Regions from separate parts of the Mus musculus genome. Here region 1 is linked to region 2. A link is a loop called in an ENCODE intact Hi-C map of the cell type or tissue named here. Cell type or tissue: left cerebral cortex. All regions are shown on one strand. Each heading gives the region's core, and the rest is flanking DNA. Links, peaks and the distances in the headings are about the cores only. Region 1 overlaps Slc8a1 (solute carrier family 8 (sodium/calcium exchanger), member 1). Region 2 overlaps Slc8a1 (solute carrier family 8 (sodium/calcium exchanger), member 1).

Region 1 (16,281 bases), core at 3,427-11,426, 79 kb after region 2:
GGGTGGGGGGGTGTGTGGGAGACTTTTGGGATAGCATTGGAAATGTAATTGAAGAAAATATGTAATAAAAAAAGGAAAAAAATAAATAAAGGTGCTGATGTTTACCAGGAGCCAATCCATCTCCTCAAAAAAAAGAGCCAATCCATCTCCTCAAAAAAAAAAAAAAAAGAGTGAAAGGGAAGTCAACCTTCTCCTAAAGAAAGGGATGCGGCCAGGTGGATTTCATTTCTAATAGCCAGTGAGGATATTTGGAAGGTCGTACAAAAGCATTCTCTTCAATATTGTAAGACCTGGGTTTGAATACTAAGACTTCACAGTTTTTCATTCTGGAAAATAAGGAAAGGTTAAGCTGTTCTTCGGCAAAAGCAACTGTAATATCCCCAGGAGCTCAGAGAAATCATGGATTGTTGGACATCCATCATCGTGTGCAGAGGGCTCTGCTGTATTTCGTCTATTCTCCAGGACAGGTTACTGGACGATATCATCCGTCTGAAACATCAGTGTTTGTGGTAGTCCAGGAAAGAAAAGATGGCTTTAAAAGATCCATCCTGAAATACTCTAAACCTTCCTCATCCATGTGTCATTTAACAAAACAAGTCACATGCTGGCATCCAACCCCAGGGAAAGTGAAGTATTATCCTGCTCTGTATCCATGCATGCTGAAAGTCACCATCCACCCTGCTCCACTTCCATTTTCCTACCTGCAAAATAATCCTGCTCACTTTTAAGGGGTGTTGTGATTAATGGCCTTGGAAAGCATGGTCCATGCTGGCTAACAGTGGCTTCTACTGCAGCTCGGTCAGATCCTCTTTTACATGTCACTCAAGGTGCAGATGATGCACTGCCTTCTTTTATTTTGTGCTCATAACACACTTTAGTTATTTTATAAATAACATGGAATCTAGAAAGGTAAAGTGACTTTCTTAGGGAGTAGCTTGAGAATCATAGTGTAAGAACTTCAGTCACGCTGCTGATTGCCATTGACGCCACAGCCTTCTGCTTTTGATGCTGCTCTTTAGATCATTAAGACTCTAAACGATGTTTATATGTTCATATTTGAAAGTGAAGTTCCCTGAGCCATGTCCCCTGTTCACCATGAATCAAGAGCAGTCCCTAAGATAGGAGTTGAGGCCAATGAACAATGGATGCCATTGTGTTTGTTTCTATAAAAATAAAGCTGATGTCTCTATATTGTAACTCAAAATGGTTCGTTGACAAATAGATTTTAAAAACAACTGCTAGAAACGTTAGGGCTTCACTTCTTTGATTTTCAAGAAAAAGGTTGTCAGCATTTCCAATAGATCAAAGACCATATTTATCAGTTGATGATCCTTAATCCACCACTAGCATTGGTCTTCACAATGCCTACATAAAAGGATCAATGGAAACCTGAAGATGGAAAGTACTTATTTAAATGAGATAAGCTACTTCATCTAAATTATACGAAGAGCTGTAACTGGTAACTGGTGGGGCCACAGTACTTAACAGAGAAGTATTGTCTACCTTCATGAAACGTAAGGTTTGCCTGTGGAGCAGTCATCAAACAGAAGCATCACAAAGGATATTTGCAAAGTTGTCAACTATAAATTTGTGGTAAAGCAATTGCCTTCACATACTATTTGCTAACCCCCCCTTTCCATCCTTTTCATTCTTTTCTTTCTGTCTTAACCAAGAGGACTTGGAAAGAAAGGTGTTTGTTCTGATTTAAAGCTGCAGTGCAAAGACAGGATTGCATGGTTACTCAGTGCCCACTCCCATGTTCTTCTTTATATCCTTCACCTGCGCATGAATGTGCACATTCACACCCAATGGGCCATGGGCTCTTCCTTCCAGAACTGCCTGTTGTTCAGACGGTATCTTCTGTCTGGAACTTACATTGCCAAAATTTCTGAGAAGAAGGGACCAAATCAGCCAAGTGATAAGTTGGGATTAAAAGCACCTAAACCGCCTATCACCCGATAAATATTTCAATCCTGGTGCAGCTCTAGCAAATTCCCAGGTGAGCACTTTCTAATATGTTCCGTTAGATTGATGTCCATGCTTAGTATGGATGAGAAACCTTTTTCAACCAAGTGGGAAAAGAACCAATATCTAGCATCTGAAAGGACCTGGAAAACGATTGCTTCTGCAAGAACAATCTGTTATTCTATGGGTACAGAATGTTTACAGCTCAGCTTCCTTGAGAAGCAACTCCACAGGGGATTGTGGGTAGTTGGTGTCTATACATCCAGCAAGCATCCCCCTCCCCCAGACTGCCTTTCCATTTACTGTGATAGAATGTCTGCTGCATTTCTCAATACAGAAGTCCCTTACAGTCGAGATTTCCCAAAACGCAGGCCATCCATGACCCACGTCCATTGCTTGCTTCATGCGGGCAGCATATTTAGATTTTAAGACAGACTTCAAGGAATTATTCCTCTCCTCATTCTCGTCTCTTCAGCAAACTACATCCAAACCTTAACTACTTTACATAGTTCCACTTTCTTTCCATTTATGTCTATGGTGTGTGTGTGTGTGTGTGTGTGTGTGTGTGTGTGTGTGTGATCTGACAGTGATCAGTTGAATAAGTTACAAATCCTGTTGAAAAAAATCCCAAGTGCAGTGAATCTTCTTGGGTCCATGAACTTAACTTTGCCTTAAGTCCTCTATAGTGACTGTGGCTATAACTTCGATGTACATGTCAACTTGGCTAAGATTTTTAAAAAAAAGTTTCAAACAATACTCACTGATTCTGGTCTTTATGGTTGAAACTTAGAGTGGGTTGAAAACTCATGGGACAAAAGCAAAACAAAGCAAGCAAAAAGAAAACAAGCAAAACCAATATTGCTAAAAGTTGGTTTTAGAAGGATTAAAAATGACCCATGTAGGTAGAAGAGGCCTACCTTCCATAAGCTATAGACTTTTCAGTTGTTTAGTCTAGGGTACATAAAGGTTTATAGTAAATACATTGTTCTCTGGATATTCCTTACCAGGTCTGTGTTCTAGTTTATCCTAGAGAGATAGCTTGACAGAGTTAAATTAACATTTATCCATAAGGATTTTTTTTTAAAGAATAGAGAAGAAATCAAGTAGATTCTATTCAGAGTCCTGGATTAAGGAAATGGGCCACTGTTAATGTACAAACACAAGCAAAGCTGGTTGGGTTGGGTTGCAATGATTGTTCAAATATATGGCATTAACGATGTAATACAAATTAATTAGATCCACTGTTGATGTTTTGGGGAATCAAACCTTGAACATATATAGTTTTGTAGGGGATATAGCTAGAAAGCATTCTACGCACTACCCAATGTGACTAAACGTGGTGAGAATGCTTGGGTAACCAACATGAGACAAGACGTGGTTATTCAATACCTTAGGAAAGAGTAACAGAGGGAGACAGATGTTGATGGGGACATTAGGCACAATTCCTCTATATACTAGCCAAAATTAATTCCCAAATTTTGGATAGAAGGACTATTAGCTGTTTTCAAAATTTAAAAAAAAAACAAAACTACTTTTAAAAAATAAAGAACACATAAAGATTTGCTACATGAGTGACATCATCTGAACCCAGACAACAGAGACGCCTAATACAGAAGGGTTCTGCTGTGCGTGTAAAGATGAGAAGGAGGGGAACCAATGGGCAGGGAAGCTCCTGAGGGTGCAGTGGAAAGGAAGGGATATTCATCAAGGCTCATATAGAGGAGAGTCTCTCTCTGCTGTGGGACTCCTTATGTCAGGTTAACGAAAACCATGAAGACCCCAATCTGAGATCTTCAAGCAGTCAGGTATTTTCGGTGAGAGGGCTGCCTTGAAGGGTATTGTAAGAATTGCAACTCAGAACTTCTGCTGTGAATGCCCGAGGCCCAATTCTCTCATTCAGAAAAAAAGGTTGCTCATTGACTGATCTTCGGTGTTAATCCCTGTCACCCCACACCTACTTAGAAATTACCTATAGGCTTTTCTCCCCTCACCACTTAAAAATGTCCCTTTGTAGTACTCTCAATTTCTGAGAGTCCACTAAAACTGCACCAGACACTAAAGAAAGAGTGGGGGAATGTTTATTTCTATTTCTTATTCTTGTTAATTCAATTACAACTATCTCAGCATATCATCAGGAATTTAACTTTATACTGAAAAGATGAGTTCCTAAAATATACGTCAATAATGTGTCTTGAATACAGAGGGAAGAAAAGATAGTAAGTAAAATTTAGTGCAAAAGATCATATTTTCAACCATCATGAGGCTGGTAATCCGGAAAAGGAATTTGGCTCCTTGTGTTTTGAGAGGCAATGTGCTCCTGTACTTAAGCACACAGAAGCTGGCAAAAGTGGCTAGAACCCATCCCAGACATGCCTCTCAATGAGGGAACAAATTGCTGAATGCTACATCCAACATTGGAGATGCCAGTGTGCAGGCAGTCAGAGATGCCGAGGGTTGTAATTTGAACAAAATGTCACTGTTTAGAGATTTTCCTTTTACTGTGCTTTCCTTACGATGATAAACCACAGAGCCTGTGCATGGGATAATAACACAAAATGTTTGACAGCTTTTCCCACAATTGTATGGCAATCTGTTTGCCTAATTATTGTTGGTATTCCCCCACGCTAGTCAGTTGCTGGAGAGCAATGTCAGAGTGGGCGTGGTCTTTCCCATCCTGTTCTGCTTGGCCCGGGCTGTGCTGTTGGATTAGAGTTGACCACCATCACCTATCTGTGCTATGGAAAATGCTGAATTAGCCTTGGAGTCCTGTATTCATGTGGGGTTGTAGATCTGCCACCCTACCAGACAGCAAAACAAAGGAATAAAAATCTGGTGGGGAATGTTGGGTCTGAAAAGGAAAAGAAAAAAAAAAAGATTCATCAAGTCCACTGGCACTCTGGTTTCACTCTCCTTGTGGGTATGGATCGGAAAGCCTTTTATTTATATAATCACCTTGCATTGTAAAGATTGAGAATTAATTGTCCTGTTTAACTCTAGCAAAGATCAGGTTGCTGCAGGAGGTACTGCCATGAAGTAATATGCTTTCGGAACAGTGGCTATCTTGGTAATCGGGTTATCTCTCTGGGATTTCCTGATGATGATCCTACCACAAACTAGGCTGCCCTAAAGTGAGCCAGATAAGCATTCAGAGAAAGGATGGTGGGTTGGGAGGCTCCTCTCCATAACTCTTGCTGATTCAGCAACATTTCAGCGTCATTTCTGAAGTCTCCTGTGACTGAGCCCATCTCATTTACTACCAGTATCTGACAGCAAGAGAGTGCGGCATAGTGGGCCAAACATCACCAGCTTATCGTGAGTTGAAGGCTGAGAACTTGCTTAAAAGAGACATCCCTGTAGCAAAGCTATACAGTTTTATTGAAATTCATGGGTATGCTGTAGTGTTTCGGGTTATACCAGAGTAAGGCAAAGCCCATTTAAAACAAAACAAGTATGTCCTTTTTAGAATCTGTAGCTAATTTAATTTTCATCTTGTGATCAGCTGAAGATGTTAGCAGGCTGTGTATTTAGATTCTGACTATTTCATTCTTCTTCTTTGTCTTAATGACTTTAGACCTAAATTTTGGGAAGGTTATAATGAAGAGACTCCAGACTGGGCTTGCTGATGGACTCACCTGCTGTTGTGAATTTGTCCATAGAATTCTTTTCCACCCACCCCATCCTCATAAGCTACATTGAGAGAGAGGCTGCCAGAGACAGCAAAAGGCTTTCTCAAGTGGCAGATTGGATGAATAGTCCTAGCATCCTCACCCCTGTGGATACAGGATATGCCTTTGGCCTCAAAGTGTTCTGGAGAAAGCCCAACTCAGAGTCTCAGGGTAGGATTTTAGGCTCTTCTGCAGACCTCTATGCCAGACTGCCCGACCAGGTATCAGGAAGTGCTGAGTGACATGAAACGCAAAAATGAAACACATAAGCACACACACACACACACACATATCACATACCCCAATATGCTACTAGGTGTTGAAGGTGAAACAACCGAAGATATAAAGGTCATTTGCACTCACCCTGGAACTTTTGTCATATGCTGTCACAGGCATATGCTATGGCCTTGGTCAGTGACCCTCAGTTTTAAAACATATTAAGAAGGTAAGCAGTTACTTTGAAAAATAACTATATTCCGTACCCATCCTGTCTTCTTCCACAATCTGAAGTGTGTTGCATAACATCCAGTTTGGGCATAGAGGAACAAGAGTCATTAGATTATCACTTAAGAGTTAAAACTAAGTGCTGTATGCCTTTTGATATTTGAAGTAACTTAGAAGGATAAAGAAGATGGTTTTTCATGTAGATAATGTCACCTTACTACTGGCAGTTACTTTGGCTTCTGCTGTTTGTTTTGTTGTTTGTTGTTTGTTTTTGACTTCCAACACAGCTTCAGGGGCACTTCCCAGGACTGCTCAGTGATGTTCTTCTAGCTCACAAACTGAAATTATTGTGCAGTGACCCTGATTTTGGTTCTGTACACACGAGGACAGGAAGATGGTACCCAGAAGAGCGTGTTGTAATCTCTACCTCCATCCTTTGAGCAGACACATCAATGGAGAATCCATACCATGTGTTTCCTTGGCCTAAATCACGCCTCACAGACATGGTGTGAAGATGCAAAGACATCCTGCTCTGACCATGCAAAGCAAAGGAGGCACCCACACTCACCCTTCCTTCTTCTGTTAACTCTTCTGTTAATTCTGCACAGGTTTTATATAAGAATCCTAGAATTCTTAGGGTAGACACCCGTATTCAACTTTACAAATGGGAAAACCAAACTCAGAAGAAAAGAGTTACAGAACCAAGGTCCCGTGATTGTAAAAGAGCAGTGCCCAGAATGCTTTGCCCTATACCCATCACCCCCCACCACCACCACCCCCACCCAAGCGTTGTAATGAAGCCTTGTGGAGTTTAGAATACCTTTCCTATATCACATGCCCTCCCCCACTCCCATGCTTTATCTCGGGACTTTTTCCTTTTATAGAACACAAAATGAAAACATTTCCCCTGCGAATGTACATGACTGGAGGGACATAAAGAGCTTCTAGGATGCTGAGCTCTGGATGCCTGCCTGCCCTGGGCTGCGCCTCCAGCTGGTTCTCTGCCCACTCCCAGCCTGTGAGCAGGCAGATGGTGGGGCAATAATCATTTCCACCATAGAGTTGGGGGGGGGGTTGAGTAGGCTTAATTCAAATGCCTTCTTGTTTATCATGCTGAAACTCTGTCACATTTGCAGATGTTGACCAACAACCAGAAGGAAGGAATTCTTACTTTAAGCTCAGCTGCAGACAAGAGGAACCTAAGAAAAAGTCCCGTCCTTTATAGACAAAGAAAGGAGAGAAAAGAAAAGGACAGGGAAGAGGGGAACTTAAAAGGAAACAGAAAAGTTGGAAAGATACAAGATAAAAGGCATAGACGGTGGATGTCTGGGCTTTCTCCTATACTATTCTTATGATTAAATGCGGTCTCAATATCTGTTCTTCGCTGTAATTGCTTCCTCATTAATGTACATAAAATTACAACTACACATGTTGAATCCTCAAAGGAAGATGTCGACATTGTCATAACACACTTGCTAGTCTAGTGACTGAATAAGAATTCAGAGTTCATATCTAGAGAGTTTGAAGGACCTGGCTATTTATCAGTTATTCGGGCTGACTAGACAGTGTCAGGATTCCATTACCTTGCATTGGGAAACATGTAAACCCAAAATGACAACCTTCTGAAAGGAAATTTGTAATAAAAGGCTGTAAATTTGAAGCCATTTCTGAGAGTAGATAGTGTGTTCCAGAGTTCATGCAGGATTATAACAGCCTACAAGAAAAAAAGAAGCCTGTTTAACAACTAAGGTTGGGAGTGGTTCAATAGAAAGAGGATATGTTATTAATTCAATATGCCAGCTTTGAGCACTGAGTGTTTTGGTTGCTTCCTGATGCTGTGTTTTGAACCTAAAATGTAGGGAAATGACTTAAGACCCCAATCTTGTTTCTATTTGTCCATCTACTGATAATTTAGCTACTAAAAGCACTGATTTTCTTTAAATGGCCAACTACCAATTCTCCCATTTACCTTCCATGTGATGGAAAGAAGCCAAGGAGACATAAACAGATTTGTAACATAACGTTGTCTCCTTTTAAAGCAAGCACTTCTACAATGAAAGATCTGAAAAGAGACATTCAAAATGGCATTTTGCTGTTTTGGGGTGGAGGGGTGGGCGTGGATGACCAGCAACAAAGAATAAACTTAGAACAGACTGTTTAACATCTGAGCTTTGTCCAGCATAACCACTCCAAACTCAACAGAGGAATAAACTGAGAGTCAAAGATCCGAAATGGGATGCACATTAATAAACAATAAGTTCACATCACATAAATCTTCTCACTTACATTAAGATTAAAAAAAGAAAAAATCGTACTGTGTGCACTATTAATTCCCATGAACTAGTTTTTATTAGCGCAACAATTTTACACATTTATAATGATGTGGATATATGGTAGTATAAAACCAGGAACTCTCATCAAACTTTTAAAAAAGCATTTTTGTATATCATACAGTGTGAACATCCTGAGGACTCAGGGTTACTTGAAATTTCACTGTGTTTGTCTCAACCATAGGCATGGAGTGTAGTAAATAGCGAAGGAGAAATCGCCATTCTTGAACATGACACTGTGTTAGGAATAATAATAATAATAATTTAAGGGAATGAAATCCCTCTTACTGAGAATGACTTCCTCCAGGCCAGGGCTCACCTCTTTGCCCCTCCTCTCTCTTCCAGGCACTATTCAGTCCAGGAAGCACCACGCAATCTGGCAAAATGTCTAATGAAAAGATTCCCTGCGAAGCTTCCTCATTTAGCCAATCTGAGTACAGGGACTTCCATCTTAAGCAAAGACAATCAGGGGACAATGCACTAGGCTTGCAGGCTCTGTTATTCATTGATTTACCAAGAGGTCTACACTGTCAGACATCTCTCACTGTTCCATTTGGGGGAGTGGAAAAGGGACCCCAATTCTTGTTTCCCTCCCTTTCTGCCTGCCACCTCTTCCTACTCTTTTGAAAAGAAGCATGTCACACAACAATGAAGAGCTTTTCCACATTAGCGCTGTTGCCAGCCAGCCACTTCTCTTTGTTTAAGTCTATTTACACAGTCTCCTTGGCAACATAAGGTAGAAGTTGACATTTTTTTTTAATATCTCTGACTAGCAGGTTTGGTTTTTCCCTTTGTCTGAAGCTTATCCACCTCACACAGTGAGTTATTTCTGCAGCAGCTTTTTTCTTTTTCTTTTTTAATTTTGAATAGAGAGGGAGGCACATTCACACCAGACTTTAGGGCATTCTTTCAAAATCACCTTCAAAACTGATTAGTGACTAAAAACATTTTCTTTTGACTGTAGCTGTGTATGCTTAACTCTTCCCCCTAGTAGAGTAGGTCAGAGAGATCTGTGCGTGTTCTCATGTCTGATGTCTTCATGTAATGGTAGGAGAGAGCTGAGGCTAGAGGCAGAGGCAGAGGAATGCAGCCTGACATCTTTGAGTTCCACAACTCAGTCAGTGGACCTACTGAAGAGCCATAGGCCCTCTTTTGCATATACATATACTTTTACAGCTCAGTGGAGCCCAAGTTCATGTCCAAAATGTCCTATCTTCTGCCCTTGCAAACCACAGACATTCAACCCATCCATAGGAAAATGTGGGTCATAGAGAGATAGGAACCATACCAATGGTGTTTGGAGTTGGCCAGAAGTTTATTTAGTAGCAGATCATGACAATCAAGTCCTTTGTATATCAAAAATCAAAATCCTGTTTTTCAGTATATAGCTGGGACAGATATTTCTAATAAGGAAATTTGGGGTACAATACCCAGCCCTTTAAAAATGTTTTTATTCTTGATCTGGCACAATTTTCAGTGCAGTAGTATGAATCTCAACTTCTAGCTTTCACTGCTCATTATTATTGTATTTTTTTCTTGCTGTATTCTTTAAAAGTTGGCTGCTTTTAACATCATTAAAAAATAAAACATTATTAACTAATTAATTTTTAAAAACTGGTAGTAACCAAAACTGCTTCAGAACAGCTGAGTTTGCGGATGCTCCTCTTCATCCTGTTTGTTTCCCAGGATGCACTTCAGGGGTATGGCAGCAGGTAGACTTTCATCTCCAGATCATCCTGCTCTCACTGAATGGTCTAGAAATAAAAGCTCTGTTTCCCCCACTGTTGTGGAAGTGAAACAGCAATAGATAGACATATCTGATTTGTGTATTTGTTCAGCTAATATTCTGACAACAAGAACTAGATCTCAGCCATCATTAGCCACCTACCCTCAGTCTTCTGGCTTGACACTACCATCTTAATTTGCATATGCATGGAAATCTAGTTTTATCCGGACCAAATACCATTCAAAAGAGAAGAGAATACACAAACCTAGAATCAAAAAAAAAAAAAAAAAAACTTGTTTTCTACACACCACCCCAATATGTATGTTAGTGCATTCATTATCCATCCAGTAAGGGACCATAATTGTCTGGTGTTTAAACACAGAGATACACTTCTTACTCTTCTGGAGGCCATGAAGTCCAAGGTCAAGGCTCCAACTGGTTTGCATCTGGAGAGATCTCACGTCTCTACCTTCACGGGCGGAAGGGCAAGGGAGCTCTCCAGGTTCCCTGTAACTAGGTCAGATATATCATCCTTGACCTGATGACCTCTTAAAAGATTGAAAGTCTGCGTTCAGCTTTTAGCAATAGGAAAGCTCAGAGATCGATTTCATATAAAGTTAGAACTTTGTTATCCACACCGGAAAGCGTACAGGTTCTTCGGTGTGTCTTAGCACTGTTGGAGATTTTAAAATGTTTACTTATTCCTTAGAATGAAACTTTGAGAGAGAGAAAGAGAGAGTGCCAAACCACCTCCCTAGAGGTCATGACCCCTCCCTAGAGGTCATGACCCCTCCCTAGAGGTCATGACCCCTAGTCCTCCAACAACAGTAGAATGAAACTTTTGACTCACTTCCTGTGAGTATAAATAATTTTAGGGTCATTATTTAGCGTGCTGTTATTTTACCATTTCAATGGGAACTAAGCATAGCTGAAATACATATTCCTTTCCCTACAAATCTATTTCAGATAATAGCAGATTCAGAGAATCTGCATTCTAATTACTGTAATGTTAATTACCTGTAAGACCTTCAAGAAGTCATCCAACATCTATGCATTTGGTGCCCCTCCCCCACACCTACCCCCACCCCAGAACTGCCAGGAATTCCTGTTCTCTTGTAAATTACTTCTTCATTTTATTAGAATCATACGTGAAAAATATGTAAGAGATATTTATTAGCACTTAGGTTTAATGTACTAACAACAAAAAGTAAATAAAACAAAGCTATAGGCTTAAAAATGACTGAAATGTATGCATCAATTTGCAGGCCAACACAGACAATGTAGCATGTGACTTAAATGCCCTCAGCCTCTTTTTCTCATTTTTTGTGGCACCATCTGGTGCTCTGTTATGAGGGGGAGTTTGTTTAGATAAACTATATCAGACTCAACCCTACACACACACACACACACACACACACACACACACACAAACACACACACACACACACACACACACACACACACACACACACCGTTGTCATATTTTAAAATTGCTTAGACCAGAGAGCTCCTCTGCATTTTTAGATTCAGAAATTCTTAGCGAAATGGCAAACTGAGAAAAATATATCTGAATTTGGCATAACTAGGAATCTGATTGGTCAGGAACTTGACATGCCCAGGCTAGCTCCTTGCCTTCACCTTGAATAGCTCTGTGGCCTATCCCCTCCAGGGTAGTTGCCACTCCTTTCCTAGTGGCAGAAAGCCAATGCTCTGTGTTTGCAAAGTTTACCAGGGCTTAAATTCCTAACATGGTTAGGAGTTGATTTAACTTACCAGCTCCCTGCTGCCTAGGACCATGACTGAACTCTCCTAGAGCAGCCCTCTGGAGTCCTCTGGAGTCCTCTGGAGAACTGTGCTGTGCTGTGCTGTGCTCCCCTCCACCATGGCTACCCCTTGTTGTTCCATTACTACTTTTCAAAGTATATGGGGGAAAGATTGAAGAATCTGAGGTGGTTGCAGAAAATTCTCCCCTGCTTTACCCTTAAATCCTCCGACTCCTCAGAAATGTGTTAGAGTATAAATTTGTTAGAGTATACATAGTTACACACTGGCAATAAGATCCTGTTTGTATAACCGTAGTCACATTAGACCATAATAATTTTATATGACATAATTAAATACAATGAAAAAAAGTGTTCCCTAAGGAATCATAGCACAAATTCGTAAACAATAGGCAAGATTTTCAAACTTATCCAAGAATTCAGATCATCTCTGTGAGCATCCTTAGGGTGAAAGCAACCTTTCTTCCCATCTACCTTGGGTCAAATGAAGGACCAATGCTTTTCCCAAGAAAAAGGTCAGAAGTGGAAACACAGTCCCTGGCAGACTGGCTCCTCAGGAGACTGACCAGAGTCAGCCAGCTGAACCCCTGTCATCTGAAGCTCTGCTGAAAACTCAGGAAGGAACTTAAAGGAACTCTCTTGGGAACTAATTGAAAAAAAAAGTAGTTACAGTGAATGAAGAAAACCCCTAGAAGGCCAATGTAATTGCTCCATATAGCTATGGCTGCAAGGTAAGTGAGTGAGCTCTGGGTAATTCAGTAAGAGCAAGTATTAGTTAACAGGGGCCAGAGTTCCAGCGTAGGTATGTAGTTCCCCTTATGAAGGAACCACTGTCTGTCTGCCTGCCTATCTGTCTGTTTGTCTGTCAGTATATGTATGTGTATGTGTATGCGTATGCGTATATGTATATGTGTATATATATATATATATATATATATATATATATATATATATATATATATATATGGCTAGGATTTTAACCCAGGACCAAGCCAGTGAAGAAAATTACCAGCTAACTTCCTAATCCAAGGGATGTATTTCTAAAGTAGGATCTGTATAGATAGATGATTATCAAGTGTGTCCATAACCACCCATAATTATGAATATATGCTATTTTCTTTTAAAATATTTCATTTTGTGTATGTGCCTCTATCTGTGCATGTGCACACTCATATATGTGTGTGAGTAAATATGTGCAGGTGCCTGTGGAGACCAGAGGAGGGATCCAGATTCCCCAGGATCCAGAATCACACGGGTGGCTGCCCAGTATGTGTGCTGGCAACTACATTCTGGCCTTCTGTGAAAGCAGTAAGTGCTCTTAGCCTCAGAGCCAACTCCACAGGCCTGACATGTTTTCTTTTGAGCTTAGACACATCCAACTTAAAATTCAGGCTAAGACTGACCTAGCAAAAGTAACACTTAAAGCTAATTAAATGATTAAAATCATAAGAAACTGATACAGACCTGGAACGTCCCCAGGATGTGAAACTGTGGACATCCCTTGAGCTCTGCTATGGTCAATTCCCTCATCTGTGAAGTGGACTTTGAGGAATACAATGGGTTAATATTTAGAAAGCATTTGACAAGTTTCTAACAAATAATATAGTTATATGAGACATTGCTGTAGTCAGAAACTGAGCACAATATCTCACATGGTTTTAAAACATTGTGTCTGTCACAAACTATACCATTAGAGGCCTGTATATACCCCATGGAAGGAGTAATTGCAGTTTTAAAGAACTGGCTTTATACACAATATGAAAACAAATGAAAAATATTAATACAAATGTGTCTCCCTTGGTTTGGTTACTTTTCACTAAAGTAAATTTTTCAAGTGAATCTGGATTATCAATAGTGGTTGTAAGGCAGAAGCAAGCAAATACATACATTAAAACCAGACCATGTGAAGTTTTATCTGGTCACACTTCATGTCTGATAAGCTGGTGATAGGGTTCAGTTGGTCAAAGTACTTGCCCTCAAGTCTGAAGACCTGTATTCGATCCACAGTCTCCACATGGTGGAAGCAGAGACCAATCTCTGACTCCCACAAATTGTCCTCTGACCTCTACAGAATGCACCATGACACGCAGGTGTCCACAGGCAGACAGACAGACAAGCGCACACACACACACACAGAGAGAGAGAGAGAGAGAGAGAGAGGGAAGACAGAGAAAGAGAGGGAGAATAAATAAAATACAAGTTATAGGTCTGCTAAATTATACACCTAGGCACCCTGCCCACAGAAAATTCTAACATATCCTCTTAAAAAATAATTTTTATTGCATATACGTAAAACTTTTAATATGATGTTGTATGCTTTATAAACAGCGAAGTCATTATTGCTGTGTAAGTTTCAGGAGAAACTATTAGCTCATTTTTGGGCAAAATCCTCTGTTCAAATGCTGTACATTATTAGATCCCCAACTGGTCTATTCCATGCACATGCCAATTGACTTCCTTCAAGCTCCATCTTCTGCACTGACCCTCCTCACCATCCCCATGCAGCCTTGATAGGACATATTCCATTCTATCCATAATTTATAGTCGACTTATGCATTATTCTTCCTAAATGGACACTTGACCTTATACTATAAATTTGTCATAAGGAAAAGCGGCTTTAACATATTCCTCCATCTGTGAACTTGTAACTACAGTGTATATATATGCTAGGGATGGGAGCGGGATATGAGATGGGACATGGGGCTTACAAGCTGTAAGGCTAAGGGTCACACTGAGAACCCTGTGTTAGCCAGGATCAGCAGAGCAAAGCATTCTTACCGTTCCTTCCCTGCCCTCTGTGCAAGGCTAACTCAGCTGGAGGAGAAATGCCTTTCAGTTCATACCAGATTTCTCTCCTTCTGAATTTTTAAGTGGTCATTTCCAGTGCTCATCATAGTCCATCTCTGGTGCTCTCTTGTATTGGTTGCCTGTCTTACGGCTATTTCCATAACTCCCACAGTCCAGAAAGCTACCTTTGAAGACTATCAAGTTATATTTGATCTGTGGGTTTCCTTGTCACTTAACAATGTACAGCAGATATTTTCCAAACAATGACTACTCTGAGTGAGACTTCCCAGCCTTCCCTTCCCTTTGTGCAACAAACAAGATACTACCAGCACTCTCCTTAGGAGGAAGAAGCCTCCAGGCCCCATGGTTTCCTCCTGTAGGTATGTTTTGGATTGCCTGGCCCTCTATATTTCTCTGAGGCTTCATAGAGCCAAAACCTAGTTGGAAGCAGAGCTGGGACAAACCCTGTTGATGATATAGGCAGGCTGAAGTGGACTGGCAGTTGCATTAGAACGGCTTTTCCCTTTTCTTTCTTTACGTCATACACACCAATTGCCTGCTCCGCTCCAAAAACAACATTCTCTCACAGAAATTTCCAGGGAAAACCGTGAGGTGGGAAAATCAGAATAATGTCTTCCTTTATGGTGAGATTACACAGGAAAAACCACTGGACAGCTCCCAACCTGAGCTTCATAGGTTGGCAGAAACAGCTGCCATGCCCTTAGCAGGACTGAGAAATTTCTAGAAATGATAAGCATGAAATGCACAAAAGACTCTTGAGTAGAAGGTGCTCAGTAACTGACAACAGAGGGTGAACTTCGTCTTCCAAACTGTCTTAATACACCTCCCACCATGCTATCCAAACCTCCAGGACATTTCTGTTTTCTTATCCTGGGTAAGGAGGTCTGGAAAGCTCAAAGTTTTTACGGGACTATTCACTACTTTGGTTAAATGTCCCTTTTGTTTTAGAGGGAGGACATAGACTGTCATTCATGGCAACTCTAGGATTCTGGGTAATTCCCTAGAAATGTCACATCGTATCTACCAGCCACCCTCATTCTACCCAGGTCCCTTGTGCATTGTTCCTGTTATAAAGGTTTTCCATGAGGATTTATAATCATTATCTGTTGATGTTTCCATCAGAGAGAAACACAAGAATAGTTCCATAGGGTTCTCCCCGCATCCCCACTGAATAGTTTCTGTTTGTGAGGGGTTGGAGTTGGGGTGGGAGTAGAGTCAATGATGCATTTGTGGCAGAGTCCTCTTTCTACTGCTACTGTAGTCACAAGCACAGGGGTGAATACATCAGGAAGGATAAAGATGATGTTTCCAAAAATTCATGCTGCTGATGCAATACTGCATCCCATAGTCTACTCTCTCAAAGCCAAGTTGCCACAGTAACAGGATGCATTTGAGGGAATCTCTCAATCAAAAACCAGGCAAAATTATCCAAGAAGCCTTGGTATTCCTACTTTCTTAATGTAAAATGCAGGCTATGACATACTCTTTTCCTTCTTTGCATTGAAAATCATTCTAGTAGTATTAAAAGGAATAAGTCTAAGAATTGGGGATTTTTCTCCTAC
Region 2 (16,281 bases), core at 3,331-11,330:
TAGGTAACACTCTTAAAGACCTCTTCATCCCTGTTCTCTATGCCATATTTGCTCAATCTTAATATTTTCTAGAAATGTTCTCAGGCACAATTTGAATGATGGTGTATGCTGCTGAAGCCCCAAATATTCTATACAAAGGTCCGAGGTAATCATACTTCCTACCTCTTTACGAAATTCTCTCTTTCCAACTTCTACGATTGTTTAAGTTTCATGGGGTTTCCAAAACTATTAGTACTACCTTTAGGATGAATAAAAGTTAAGCCATGTATAAAACATCCCCAAGCAGCAGGAGATGTAAATTGATACAACAACCAGTTCCTCCTCCTCCTGTCCCACAGTCGCCTCACACTTCCATCCGGCTTCTGCCAAAGCAGTAACCAAAAACTGATGTGAGAAGCTCGAAGCATTCCGGGGATTTTTTTCTCCTTTAACACCTATGCCATATCTACCCTTAGTCCCAGAGCATGTGTAAGCACCACTGTGGGATACTGGTAGGGTCTACTTTAAAGAAAGGGACATGGAGTTTTGGATTACAGAATGCCTTGGGTCAAGTGCAGGAATTTAAGGGAGGATACACATAGCTCCCAAACATACAACTACTTCATTCAAAATAATGTCAGTTCATGATGTGGTGAGAGACGCTCTCACTAACCCGAGTGATAAACATTCACCGGTTTGATAATGCAATCTGCTGAGGAGATGGTAGAATAATAGGATCTTCATGCTTTTCTAAGGAGGCACACAGCAGTATAACCGTTTGGAAGGGAGACCTAGAAATGTTTAACAGAATCACAGATGTGTTTATCTCTTGACCTAGCAACTCCATTTCTGAGGCTCTGACCTATAAAAACACTTGCACAAGAATGAAATGACTTGTATAGAAGGTTATGCAGCTGTGTTGTTCTCAGTTATTCAACCACTTCCAAGCTGGGCAGCTTGTCAATAACAGGAAATGCTTATTAAAGGTCTACCACTTTTCTTCTCTGAGTCAGGAAGGGATTTAAGGGTAGTGAGATGATTACTCCTCTCTTCATGACATCCCTCTGACCTCCAAAGGTGGTTCATTTATTAGAGGGCGCAAAGGCAGCATCCTTGTACCTGTGCTATAGCATTTACCATCATCAGCAAGTAGTAGACTAGGAGAGGGATGCAGCAACAGCTCCAGAGATGTGTTGAAGGAGCTGTTCAACAGAGATCTATGGGGAGCAAGCAGAAAGGCAGGGGGGTAATATTAAGAGATAGAGCACATGTGAACTGTACTTCTTTAGTTGATTCTCAGGTCTAGAGTTGCAACCTGCCTGCAGTTTACCACAGCTGGGGATTCTTCTCACAATTTACAGCACAAAGAAATGTTTTTTCTATTGGTAATACTAAGATATTGGCCTCCTGGATGTTAGTGATGTTATAATGAGGCTTGAGGGGAGGGTGTGGAGGTGAAAGCTGTTTAATAATAGATTAGAGCCACTTTCCTTAATGAAAAATCAACAGGCCTTGAAAAGCCTGTGAAGAAGCGAAAGGGATTCCAGATGAGGCCAGATGATGAAGCTGGGTGTCAGACAGACCTGTGGCCACCTGCAGCGTGGGCCGAGAAGGAACGTTTGTTTCTCTGCTTTTCTCCGTAGTTGTCAAGACACGGCTTGGCTTCTCTCTACATTCTATGACAACCTATGTGGTAGTAAGCACATATTTGGGGAAGGAAATTTTCAAGCTAAGAGACAGACAGACAGATATATAGATGATGAATGATTGATTGATAGATAGATAGATAGATAGGATACATAGATGATATAGATATAAATCCCACTACCAAGAACTGTTTATTCTCCTCTCCTATACATAACTTCATAGTTAATGACTAAAAGTTACAGTTGATAAAAGAGTAGAGTAGACATCTAATGCTAAAACATGGACTTGAGACATCCACCTCTTGGAGAAGGCAGAGGCCAAGGTGTGGCCTTTCCTCCAGAGGGCTTTATACCCTCCCTACTTTTAATACCCTCCCTGGTTTCTCACCTACAGCTCAGAGAAACCACAAAGACTTGGAAAGCTGTCATTGAATAAAACTGTATCTGTAACTAGAAATAGGTACCAGAGCACCTATATCTAACAGGCTTAAATTTTAATATTTTCATAACTTGAATTATGTTAACTTAAAGCAATGCTCCACAGGCTCTTACAGCAGCCAGATTGTTTGAAGGGGGCGGGGGGTGGGAACCACGTTTGTCCAATTAAAATACTTTTCAAAAGTGCTGAGTAGGCCAAATCTTGGAAACTTAAGTCCTAAATATACATGGAAGTTACCTTAAAAGGTCATTTGACTCATTCTCTGCTCATAGCCAAAATTATATCCAGAGCTTTGGAGAACAAAATGTGTGCTATATTCTTTATAATCTCTAGGAAATTAAATTCCACACCCATTTTTGGTAATGAGCTCCGATGACTCACGGGCTTCTTGGAATTCCCAAAGACTATAGAAAGGGAACGCAACCGTCCCCTGGCTGTGTCACAGAAGGAACCCCATTCCTGGTGGACAGAGGCACCTGGGAAAGCATGGCAGTGCCCGTTGAGATCCTGGAACATGAGACCCCCGTATCCATCAGTAGATTACTTCAGGCGAGCTCTGCGGAATGTTGTTGCCTTCAGCTTCACTGACTTTAATTTGTTAAGGAGTGTCCTTGGGTTGTAGTGTTCATGCTGTGCACTGGTAACCAACCCCAGCACATCTACAGCTTTCTTCCCTGAGATGTCCTTATAAGAGTTTACAAAACAAAACAAAACAAAACAAAACAAAACAAAACAAACTTAGAAACAGGTAGAAACAGGTGTTTATTCTCCCATTTCTAATGGACTAACCTGTAACACAGCCACATGCAACTGTTATTAGGTAGGTTGACTTAAGCTCTGTGTGTGTGTGTGCTATACACCTTCGCGTTTCCCTAATGCTAAATCTAAATTCTGTGTGTCCCTTGAATTAGTCCTGGTTAATTTATCAACACCTATGTGTTCTGTTTTACACAGCATGAGGTAGGCTGCATGAAACCCATTGATTTGAATCTATGGTATGGAGAATGGTATAAAAGGCAGTTGGCTTCTTGTTGTAGGAAAAGCCTTTCTTCAATTTTTGTTTGAATTTTCTTCTTCTAATGATACCTACAACCTCAAGTACTCAGGCAAGCTAACCCACAGACCTCAATCTGAGATCTTCACTGTTTCAATCAGTGTTCCTCATTCCTGATGCCTTTTTTTTATGAGAAGGGCACAGGGTCTAGAGTATGCAGAGAATTGTTTGTGGCCTTTAGGTCTGTCCCCATAGAAACTGGACGACTGTAGATTTTTTCCCAGCTTTTTGTCGAAGGCACTATTTTGGGGTAGATCTATTTACTCTAATCTCACACACTGCTAATAATAGATCCTATATTTGAACTTGAAGATACTAAAGTCATCTCAAGAAAAGTCCTAGGCAGCCCAGAAAGTAAGAAAGCCATGCAGTAAGGCACCTGGGACAGGTTTGTTCTGTCTAAGGATTTCCCATCACATACATCATCTTTCACATTCTCCATCCCCTACAGTATCTCTGAATAACGAATTTGGAAAAGGAGGGAGAGGAGAAGATGAGGATCCTATGTTATTTGTTTTTCATATTCATTTACTCAGTGGGTGTTGAAGTGTTTACTCTCCTGGAAGGAAAAAGTCACTTTTATTCTCTGCCTCGCGTAGGTAAGGCACCGTCCCTGACTTGAATCATGGGTACATGAATGTTATAAAGATATACAGCATAATGGGAAGTCCCATTCCCTGACTAAAATCTGGTTATAATGCTCTAACATGAGCTTGTCTAAATGTTCTTACTGTCCTTGATAAAAGCTGGGATAATGTTGAGTATTTGGCCTTATGTACAATGGGATAAGGACTTGGCTGTGAGGTTCACACAGTATTGCTCTTCTGTTCTCCCACATAGTTGCCTATGCCCTCTGACATGTCACACAAGCTCTTGATACCTTAATCTCATCATCTGGAAAACGAAAAGAGAAGTGACATCTTCCTGGACCACCCTGATGGCTAGGAGAGAACTTAGTCACGGGCCATGTCTGGCTAATTATGGTTACTCAAAAAAATGAGGGCTTGTACGACACTAGTAAATTCTTGTAACATAATTTAAAATCATAAGCAGATGAATGAATGTCATACTAGATGCTAACATGGAATGATACTACAGCCATGGCATAAAATCCCTTTTGTCTTCTTGCTTGCTTGTATAGGGGACTAGAGCCTTGTGTAGCATTTGTAAACATGATTAATGAAAAGAGAGACATACCATGGCATAATTCACAATATGGTTTTAAAGAACTTGAGGTTGTTGAGATGAAACATATTTTCAAAAGACTCATACAAATATGATACATGGAATGCATAGGTGCAAACATTCTAGTGAGGAAGGAATAAAAACATAGCAAAAAGATAGCCATTTTATGAGTCAAAGAAAACTCTATGGTCCAGAATAGGGACCCAAATTCTAGTTGAACATTTTCAATGTTCTGAGGAGTTATTTTTTTCAACTTTAATAATGATAACGCTATTAAGATTTTCCTCAGGGAAACAACAGCTGTGTGCTCAGAGGTAGGTGTTAGGTTTTGTTTTATGACTTCAAACTATTTTGATTTACAAATTATTCTCTAAAATTGGGGGAATTATGTAATCCTAACATTAAAGACATGTTTTTCTTTTGGAATTTGGTTTACTTTTTTAGTGGCATTTTGGACTACTGTCACAGAAAGAGCTTTCTAAGTAGGCCATGCTGGTTGCTGGTAAATAACTCGCTTTAAAGTGTCTTCTATCCTGGGCTCTGTTCTAAGCATATTTCATGAATTGACCTTGTCAGTCCTCATAATACCGAGTTTGTCTACCTCATCCCATGACCTCTGCTCCTGGCAGTAGATGCTAAATCACTCCTACTCTACAGAGAACCTAGCTGAAGTGGGAAGAGAAAGCCAGACAAGTCAGGAGTAGCTAAGAAGAAAGAGCAGGAGACCTTGTGTCTCTCTGATGACAGTTGTGAGCTCGAACGTCTCTTCCCACTCTTTAATCTCTTCTGTCTCCATCTCTGTATTTCAACACTATCACAAACTCTGCCTTCACCTATTCTATAGAATACAATGCTGTCAAAAACTGGCAAGCTGGCTGTGCCATTCCCAGAGCTCTTTTAGATTTTATGTGGTTTATGGTTTGTGTTCATTCTGTGGAGGATAGATGCAGGTCCATCAGATCCTCAAGAAAGCAAGAAAGTACATAGCTCTACAGACCCAAGGCACCACTGGCTTACTTGTTAGGTAAATTACCCACATTAGACCATATACAACAGACCTTTCAATCTTAAATTACGTTGTCAAATTCATTGTATAAATCTCAGGATAATTTCATACATGATAAGAATTTGTGAACCCATTGTTTTGTTTCACTTTTTCCATGTTTTTTCTTCCTTCCTTCCTTCCTTCCTTCCTTCCTTCCTTCCTTTCTTTTCCGTCAGAAAATAAGGGGGGGGTCTTATGTATTCTAGGATTTCCTGAAATACCTTTATAGATAAATATTAATTTGAATGTCTGATTTCCCCTATTCTACCTCTTGTGTGCTGTGAATACAAGTGAGTACTACCACATTCCATCCACTTGATGCTTGAGTGAATGGGAAACCCATGCATGCTAGGTAATCATTTCACCAAGTGATCAAGTGTTGTGCATCTCTGGCCCCTGCCCCCATGCCTTTACTGTCCATGTAGAGTTGGCTTGAGGGTGAGAACCTATCGATTTGGCATTGGTGACCTTGATTCCAACCCAAGTTTATCACATAGGTGTGTTGACACTCATAGATACTGAATTGTCCTAATCTTGTCTGAACACTGAATACACCTGAAACTGGATGTCTTCAGTTGTAATATATAATATCACTGGTTTGTGTTCCAAAGACTGAAGATGCCATATGAAAGCACCAATCGCTTTCTCTTCATAGGAGATACCGATTTTCTGTCAGGGCTGAGGTTTATAAATAATAAGAGCACTGTAGATGAACACCACTGGAAGACAACTGTCATGCTTATTTAATCTTGTCTGCAAATACAAAGTATAATCATCTAACAGACAATAAAAGTAAGCTGAAGCCCCTGCTTTGGGAATCAATAAACTTGTCCTTTTAAAGAACAATCACATTAATATCCATAGGTTTAAAAGTGTTTGATCTCTTTTGTTTGTCTTATTAATTTGGACCATCATGGAAGGTAGGCTAGGGCTAGGGAGATGCTCAGTGGCTGAGAATATTTGCTGCAAGATCATGAAGACCTAAGAACAGACCCAGGAACCTGTAATAAAGAGAAATAGAGTATAGCTGCATACACCTGTACCCCAGCACTGTGGGAGATGGGGTCAGAAGCCAGCCTACCTACCTCTGGATTCAGTGAGAGGCTTTGTCTCAAAGGTATCAGGCAAAGAGTGATAGAATGGGCCACTGCTTTCCTTCTGTGGCCTGTGTCAGAGTATTACATCACCTCTCTGTGTGTGTGTGTGTGTGTGTGTGTGTGTGTGTGTGTGTGTGTGTGAGAGAGAGAGAGAGAGAGAGAGAGAGAGAGAGATCAGGCAAAGAGTGATAGAATGGGCCACTGCTTTCCTTCTGTGGTGCGCACATGTGTGTGCGCACACACACACACACACACACACACACACAAACACACACCACATGCCAAATTCACTTATACACATAGGGACAAAAACCACCTAATCAGTGTTATATACCTAAGTGAAAGGAAATTTTTTCTATCATTAAAACTAAATCATATTCGTATTGACCCTTTGGAACAAACTCAGTGAAGCTGGGCTTATGTTTATTTTACAGGTATGGAAACTTTTGAGATATATACAGCCAAGGGTAGAGCTGGCATTGCATGCGTGCGGTGGTTCTCTAGGCTGTGACTGTCCTATTTGCCATGACATATAGGCACAGGCTCTGAAGTGGGGTGAAGATGGCATGTGTGCGTCTAATAGATTCTTTCTTTTATAATTAAACTTGTACATTGAAGGAGCCAAGGTGCAACCCTTTACTTAGTTTAAGGCGAGTTGTTATACTGTTTTGCTGCAAATAACTTGTTACAGAGTTTATATCGTAATACTATTCTTGTTCTTGGTGTAAAGCCAATATATAGAAGGATGAGTTCTGTATGAAAATTTTGATCAAGTTGATACCATGTACTTTGACCATATTCCCGTTCTGCTCCTCCTTCTCCTCCTCTTCCTCCTCCTCTTTCTGTTCCTCTGATTCCTCCTCCTTCTTCCTCCTCATATCCCTCTGCTCCCGCTCCCCTGCTTCCCTTTCTAACATACTTTCTTCAGAGTCTCACCATTCTTCATCGATCTTGTCCCTTCCTGATAAATCTCGGTTGACATTCAAGATCATTCATCTATGTGTGTTGACACTTACATACCTGCTGCTACAGCGTTTACACCCACAGACTTCCTGTTACTTTATGAAGTGCCATGCATTATCTCCATCATTGACTCTAAGTATCCCACGAGGTGTCTACACCAAGGCTTAAGAAGGAGGTGTATCAAATGCTGCCTTATCTAAAGCAACTTGATCTATAACCCTTTCCCCAACCTCGAGCTTCTGTCAAGGCTTCTGGTTTTGGTTGCCATCATCACCATTCATGTGATTTCTTGGGTCCCAAATCTATCAATCTTACATAACTCTCTCTCTTAGCAAGTGGCTGTTCGCCCTTCCCTTTCCAAATCAGCTTGCCCTAACTCCAGAATCTTGTTCCCATGTTCTCATGTTGAATGCAATGAAACTTCCTCATGTAGCCTTCATTGTGAATTTCACCCAGCCCCTGGAATGAGCCTCTAAGCAAGATCCTCACACTGTTCCCCTTGAACAACTCCAGTAGATTTCTGTCATGCTTCTTACACAGGATAAAGTGCTATGGCCTACAGGTGATGAACGTCTGGGTTACAGCTGTAAGCTGTTCCTTCACTCTCTTCCTCCTTTATTATCAGAGCCATCCAGGACTCCATGGTGCTAGGACAGCCTCAAATCACTTCGCCTTCAGAACCTTTGCATCTGTTGTCTGTTCTGTTTATGCTCCCCCTACACACCTCACACTTTCTTTGTGTGTGTCTCCATCTCCATCTCTCTCTCTCTCCCTCTCTCTCTCTCTCTTTCTCTCTCTCTCTCTCTCTCTCTCTCTCTCTCTCTCTCTCACACACACACACACACACACACACACACACACACACTTCACTTCTGCTTATTGTTCTTGTCTTCCTCCAGAAAGCCTATGAGATCAGAGTTTCTTGTTCACAAAGTATACAAGGTTTGTAACAGGTTTCAACACACACACACAAAACCTAATTATGAAAAAAATGCATGAATCAGTCCAGTAAATGTTAAGTTGCTCTTTCAAATAGCTGAGACCTCGTGGAGGCAGAATCTAAACCCAAGCAACCCAGTGTTCTCTGCAGAATGCTGTCTAACTCCATCGACTCTACAGACATCCTCCTCCTGTGGGCTGCACTTGGATGTACGCACACAAGGAGATGTGGGAAACAGAAAATGAAAGGATTGGGTTTTTTTTTTTTTTTTCATCCCTAACTTGCTTATATGTGGGCTGATTACTCAGGGGAACCAAAGTCAGACTGAAACTTAGCAGGCTGGACAGACACTAGTTGCAAATACTTTCAGGATTATTACTCAATTTTAAACTATTCCAAACTCTAAAGATGGGTGAGCTGTGGGCCTATCTTTCTCTTCCCTTCGTTTATTCTCAGTAAGTGTTGGTGCCTTAGGGCAGGGTACAGACAAAACAGTTTAGCCGCGCAGGTCATTCTTCTATGTTTGGCACCTTGACTTTTTTCCCTCTCTGCCTTCCTGTGTCTTGCATTCCATCTGGGGGACTGTATTTAAAAGGCCAGGCATGTACATTCCATTAGAGCAAGGTCTCCCCTGGAATGGAACGAAGCATTGACTCAAGCTTGCTCTTGTCCCAGGAAGTGTCAAAATAACTGTCCAGGCAGCTGCAGCTGAGGAGAAACGGCTCCGAGACCATCCAGCACTGGGCTGCCAACACTCAGGGTTGAACCTCACACGCCTTTAAGGATCCTAAGACAGCTTAGTCTGAGCTGCAGTCCTGGCATGTCTAACAAGTTACTGGTGATGTGAGTCTGCTCTGAAACCAAGTACGTCTTATTGTAGTATGCTATGAAATTATCCACTATGGCCTAGTTTCAGAAAGAAAGTTTTAGGAAGCAAAGACTTAGCCATCTTGGCCCGAGCTGTCAGCAGCTTCCTTTTTTGCAGGAAGTAGAGCTAACAACCCCAGATGTAGACATACAGAGTCAGGCTGTCCGAGGAATAACTGACATGGGTGTTTAAACCAGTTTTTTTCCAGCTCTGACGAACACTGCTGATGGACCACAAAACAACTAATGATTTTGAAAAAGCATTAAAAAAAAACCCTATAAACTAAGATTTTGAGTACAGATTATATTCTGTCTTTCATTTGCTGACATATGTAACTAGAGACCTTTGTTGGAATTGAAAGGTAACATCTTTTATGTTCACAAAAAAATGGATTTTTTTTTCCTTTCACATTCTCCTTGAACTCTTTTAGTCACAAGAATCTTTCCAATGTTCTTCTAATACTTAAGGGATAAAATACAGCCCCTCCTCTCACTCTTAGTTCTTTTGCAGATTAATGGAAATATAATTTTTGAAGTGCCTTTAATATTTCCTAATCATGTTCATTTTTACTGGGTTACATTCAGTTTTGTCCTGCTTGGTTTGTGCTTACTATTTGTTGGAGACAGGGTCTAGACTCATGCTGGCCTTGAACTTACAGGCTTGCTTTGGGCTCCTGAGTTCTGGGATGATGAGTATATAGTACTGGTCCTAGCTAACCATGCATGAGCAGGGATATGGCCTGCTTTCACTCAAGAGGAGGAAAATTGGTACCTAACATAAAGGATTCATACTTTTTATTTTATTTACTGAGTCCAGAGGAGGCATGAATTTGAAACAGCTGCTGCTTTCTCTGTCGCATCTAAATACCAGCGAGTGCTGCATACCTGCCAAAGAATTTCTTGACACTGGGAGAAAAAAGAGGATTGGAAAGGCACAAATGAAGGACCCTTGGCATCCCAAACCTAGCTGAGACAGACTGGACAAGTTATAAACTGTGGCTTGGAGCATCCTTTCTCTTTGTGAAACACACAGAATTCTGAAGAAGGCACCCAGAGTTCACAGCAGTTGAACTGTCTTGACCCGAGTCCAATTTATCCCTGATTAGGAAATGAGTATCCTGTAGTAGTCTTACCTGGTTATCACCAGGCTAAGTATTTGGTTTAGGAGTTGAGAGTAGAAACCTTTGCATCAGCCTGGAAATTTTGTCCCCAAGAGCATGTGACCTCAGGCCAGTTGTGATTAAGGGGCTCCTGGATGCCCTGACCTCCCCATTTTTAATGTGTATACGTTGGGAGTCACTAACCGGACTGAGACCAAGAGGAAGGCCTGAAGTTTTCAGACTCTGCCTTTCTCAAGACGTTTAAGAGCTGTGACAGCACTGCTTACTCTCAACAGATGCTTCTCGGCCGTGCTTCTCTCTCTCTGGCTTTGTTCTCGAGAACAGGTTACATAGAAATGAACTGGGTCAGGGTGTCTTGCTAAAATGTGAAACTTCTTAGAGGCAAACCACACTTTCTTGTTTTATGGTGCACACCTGGCGTGGTCTGGTTCCCCCCACCACACAAACACACACCTTTATTTGTAGTTTTAGAGGCAGGGAGAAGATTGAATAAAAGGACTGAATTGCTCCAGTATATTTTTCCTAACAGACACGGACACAGATTTATTCCGTGACACTTAAAAATAAAAGTCCCCAACTTCCCAGACAAAAAGCAGGCAGAATCAGCAGAGTCTATTTCTTCAAATCATTCCAGCAGATGGAACTTGACCAAGGTCTTCTGTGGCTAATATCTCAATATTCTAAATAACTATAGTAGAATATGTTTTGGAAGCTATGCTCTCTGCTGACCCCTTCTACCTCACTGTCTTTTCTAAGGCTTTAGTAAGACATTTTCCTTGGAAACTGTCTTGACTTAGCACACTATCTTCCTATTGCTCAAAATTAATGAGATCCAGGAACTTCAAGCTCATCCATCAATTTTTGGGATACGTTTGGAATGTAGCTACCATTCTTTATTGTACAAGGTGATGTTCTCTATGAATACATTTCCCCAGATGTATATGGTAAATGATTAGTTCCATTGCTATATAAATCTTTGTAGCTCAGTTTTGTTCACATATGCACTAGCATGCTAATGACCAACATCCAGTTCCCACCATTTGAGGTGTAAAGGGTTAAAATCGATGGCAGTGGATGTTTAATTTCTTTCTGTGAGACCTCAGGGCTACATAGCGCTGATGCCATCAGAAGGATCTGTGCGTGCTGAGGATGAGGATGAAAGAGGACGGCCCTCATGGGCTCATACATTTGAATGTTTGGTCCCAGTCAGTAGAACTGTTTGGGAAGGATTAGGAGGCGTGGCCTTTGCTGTGCCATCAGGGATAGACTCACTCTCTGAAACTGAAAGCCCATCGTTATGTGTTTTCTTCTATAGCTTGCCTTGATCATGGTGTCTTAACACAGCATAGAAAAGGAATTAAGACATAATTTTTAAAGAAAATAATCTAATTTATTTGTCACTATAGCCAGCACATCAACCATGACCCCAGGAGAATAAAAGAAAACAAAGTTTTAGTATTTATATTTAAAAGCTCCAGAAATTCAGTGTTCCCACCTGCCCATCAATCTATCATCCCATTCACATTGTAACTTTCTCCCCTAATATCAGCATGTGTATTACCATCTACTAATGAGTACTAAAATCATCACATCCACAGCAAAATATCTCCATCACTGCTAATGTTTAATTAAAATAACTTAAAGCCTGACTTGCACACATAAAATGAGCATGTGTTCAAGAATTTATGGAACTCATTTGTTGGTTAAAAACCAGTAATAAAGCCAGTTTAAAGACTATTTTAGCATCTGGATATTTATAGGTTAGCCATTTCATAAATGTTCAAGTAAGATCGCTCTGTTAGATACCAGTGTGGTTAATATATCCAGGGCAGCAGGCTACAACCTTTGGGGTTATCTCTTCTACTAGACAAAAATTATGTGTACCTTTATCAGATATAGTTCTCAACGGTCATGCAGAACACCACTACCTCTTTGGGCCTTTAGGACTAATAAATAAACAAAAATATGCTTTCCCTAAATAATGAAATAACACCGGACTAACTCACCACATAATGACAAAAGTAAATAATACCCACATTTTTGTCTTGCTCTAATGTTTTAATAATTTTCCTAATGTGATAAGCAGCTTGCATACTTCAGGCAGATAAATTACATACTTTTAGAATGATTTACTCAAAGGTGAATCAAGATCCAAAACCAACATGTTTTCCCAGTGGGATCATGAGACAGGTTTTAATTCAACATCACTGATGTCTTTGACATGTTAGCAACAGGAAGTGTATGTAAAACCAGGGTTAACCACAACACCTTCACACATAAAGATCGCGCTCATGCTCCTTGATGTACTCTTAAAGACAAATGATTGCATTTTGCATATAGAAACGAGAAACTAGACGATATTAAAGAAACCTCCCCAGAGGCACGATTCCAATCAATCCCAGAGCCAGAACCAGAATTCATGTCCAGATAAGTGGTATTTTAGCTGCATGGTGTTATGTGTTGGACTCTTATAAGATCTCTCCAAGCTATAAAATTTGTTTTGTATTTTGAAAACATTAAAATATTTTTGCCTCTTTTAACAAGGAAATATCCTTCATTGCAAAAAGATAGGCCAGGCAAGGACCTGAAAAGTCGACAGTCAGAGAAAGAGCCCCTATCCATTTGATAGAATAATGGACAAAAATCCTCAGCCCTTTCATCTCCTTTCTTAGACTTTGTCTCCAGAATAATCTCAGAGTGATGTGTTGTGGATGTGAGTAGAAACTCAAGAAGAACGAAGACCAAAGTGTGGACACTTTGCCCCTTCTTAGAATTGGGAACAAAACACCCATGGAAGGAGTTGCAGAGACAAAGTTTGGAGCTGAGATGAAAGGATGGACCATCTAGAGACTGCCATATCTAGGGATCCATCCCATAATCAGCTTCCAAACGCTGACACCATTGCATACACTAGCAAGATTTTGCTGAAAGGACCGTGATATAGCTGTCTCTTGTGAGACTATGCCGGGGCCTAGCAAACACAGAAGTGGATGCTCACAGTCAGCTATTGGATGGGTCACACGGCCCCCAATGGAGGAGCTAGAGAAAGCACCCAAGGAACTAAAGGGGTCTGCAACACTATAGGTGGAACAACAATATGAACTAACCAGTACCCCCCAGGAGCTCGTGACTCTAGCTGCATATGAATCAGAAGATGGCCTAGTCGGCCATCAGTGGAAAGAGAGGCCCATTGGTCCTGCAAACTTTATATGCCTCAACACAGGGGAACGACAGGGCCAAGAAGTGAGAGTGGGTGGGTGGGGGACTTTTGGGATAGCATTGGAAATGTAAATGAAATAAATACCCAATTAAAAAAAGAACATTAAAAAAAGATAAAAAAAAAAAGAAAGTAGTGAGAACAAAATAAGGAAGCAGATTACACAACATGATATCCTTATTTTTGCTGATTTATTCTTTCAAACTGGGACCTAAACTTGAAAATTCTGTAAGTTACTCTGTTTTAGGAAGCTATCACCTTGTTACACTCTGTTGAGAGTCTGAGTACAAGAAACAATCAGTGGACCAGAGACTCACAAGCAAAGCTTGTGCATACACACAAAGAGAGAAAATTACTTCCTTCGTAGGAAGCAAACCTCTGCCTCCCCCCAGAACTTCACACTACACTCTATGCCTCTCTGCTCTCAGGATTTAACCACTCTTTCAAATGGCATTTCCCTATAAAGATCACATAAAATAATTCACTGCAAGCTGGCAACAGCTCATAAGTTTGCTCTCTCATGGGAGTTTGCATTTGTCCAGGAGTCAGAGTCTTAGGCTTGCAAGTGAGTGTTGGACAGACAAACAGAATTTCTCTCATAATCTCTGAAATAACCCCTAGTCCATTCCCTACCATCAAGACCTCTAAGGCTAACTATCAGGATGGATTTGTCCTTTCCCTACTTATAACAAGAAATAGATTGACCCAGACCAGACTGATGAATTGAGCTCTGAAATGCTCTATGTGTTGGGGGATTTCATATTTTATAAATATCCAATCATAAACAGGAACAAAAAAAAGGATTTAAAGAGCTTTTTAATAGTCTCATTTCCCCAACTCCTTTGTGGACCATCTTCCTCATTCCATCAACCCACAGAAAAAAAGTTTCTAAAATACACCTGTTCTTTAGTTTTCCAGACACTGTGTTGATTGAAGTCATAGATAGTCATCTCCAATATCCCAAAAGTTCCTATACTGTATCTTTATTTAGAGCAAAATGGCCAAAAGTTATAATGGATACATTCTAGAGTGACCACTGGGAGTTTTTGTTTCTCTGAATATCAAATTTTACAACAGGTGATCATTTATTCTCATGGACGCACATATGCACACTTAAAAGCTCTGAGAAGTCACAGCGATGCCGTATATTTTATTATCTTGACTTTCGCTTGTCCAGTGAGTTTAGGAAAGCATGCATAGTAAGTACATAACCATGGCTTTGCCTGACTTTGCAAAGCTTCTCTGTAACTGGAAAGGTCCCTAGAACATTTCTTTCTTCTCTCCTGAAGCTATCTAGATAGAACCTAATGAAAGTCTATATACATCACATTTATCTACTCTGTCACTGGCCTACTTTAAGCAGGGCATCCCAACTGACATGATGCATGTGTTTCTGTACAGCTGCAGTTGTAACAAAGAATGGCACTTTAGGAAGAATTAGCCTATAATTTTGGTGTTTACTAAGAATGACAGGAACATGAAGAAAAATGCTGGTGACACACACAGTGGGTATTTGTTTAATAATGAAAATTATATTGGATTTTAAACATTAAACAGCCTGTGTTTGTCTGGCTAGTGTAATAGACTACAACTTGGTTGTTCTTGACCCAAGACTAGCTTCTTTTCAAAGACTAATATTTGGCCTCAAGATAGTTATAGCTCACAGATGTCTATTATATCACATGCTAATATGCAACTTAAATTTTAATTATTTTCCATTACAGTTATTTTATATGTATGCTTAATATTTAGAATGTATACTACATTGGTTATACTTTTCAGGTCAAACAAATGCATGTTGTTTATTGCAATGTGTATGGCACTGTTTTAGAAGCCTTGATAAATTTATAGAAAAAGACAATGCAACCACAGATAAGAAAGTAAGAATTACCACTAATCATTTATGCTAAAAACTTGCTCCCATGTGATGATAACCAGTGTGCCTAAAACATTGTCAGTTTTGCTTTTCCTTAAATAACCACTTACATATTAACTGATTGTATTCTGTAGAGTTTGGTCTGAACCAAGACCTTTGCTTTGTGTTTTATTTCATTCTAGCATAATCTTCGGTCCACAGAGAACAGGCCCGCTGTTCCCAGAATATGTAGTATCTGTAGGCTTAGATTTTTCAAAACCTACTTTCATAAAGATTCTTAAATGCTTTAACCTTTCTTCTAGCCAACCACCTACCAGAGGTAGTGGAAAGGAAAGGTTAATACGGCAAAGGAGGATGTAAACCTGTTTAGAAGGAGTTCTTTAGGGTGAGTCCAGTCTTCATTGTCAGGACGTCAGCAGTTCAGCTCACACGAATCAGCAGCAGTAGCTCAATCCAACCGCAAGCCATCAGCAATGGTTGTTCAATCCAGAAGAAATTTCATGGATCTGCCTATTGGCCTGAATCTGCTGAAGTGGGTAGAATATCACAAGAAGGTTTTTGTTGAATTTCCCACTATGAAGTCACAACAAATGATGATCAGCAGAGAAGGCAAGGTGAACCAAAACCTCACAGAGTCATCAATGAAGACCAGCATCAGCAAAGCCTAATGAAAACCAGCAAAGTGTGGCATGCCAAATTAGTGTCACACAGCATGGTCCACTGTCTGTTGGGTTATATTTTATAGCCTTTCCATATATCACATGTTCTCTTAAGCTGTCTGCTCAAACAAAGGAACGCCTGCCCCTTTTCCAGGCAGTTTCCAGAAAAACACCATGTGACTATACTCAGCAA

The links. A loop is a pair of places that touch in the nucleus more often than their neighbours do. Peaks named below come from ENCODE experiments on the same cell type or tissue, not always from the same donor. Only the 100,000 strongest peaks of a DNase experiment are listed, where the experiment ranks them.
Region 1: it touches region 2 in a loop (2.0-fold over the local background); 2 of 42 quality-filtered maps call a loop at or near these places.

The regions. Positions count from the first base shown.
Region 1 is chr17:81,493,714-81,509,994 of GRCm38, reverse strand. The region is part of intron 2 of Slc8a1 (solute carrier family 8 (sodium/calcium exchanger), member 1); the gene reads left to right. Among named protein-coding and RNA genes, the nearest start is that of Gm33944, 220 kb to the right of the region's middle. In left cerebral cortex, for the core only: no CTCF peak of the experiment used is centred there; DNase peaks (open chromatin) are centred at 6,631 and 7,068; H3K27ac peaks cover 392 bases.
Region 2 is chr17:81,572,966-81,589,246 of GRCm38, reverse strand. All of the region lies in intron 2 of Slc8a1 (solute carrier family 8 (sodium/calcium exchanger), member 1), which reads left to right. Among named protein-coding and RNA genes, the nearest start is that of Slc8a1, 160 kb to the left of the region's middle. In left cerebral cortex, for the core only: no CTCF peak of the experiment used is centred there; no DNase peak of the experiment used is centred there; H3K27ac peaks cover 873 bases.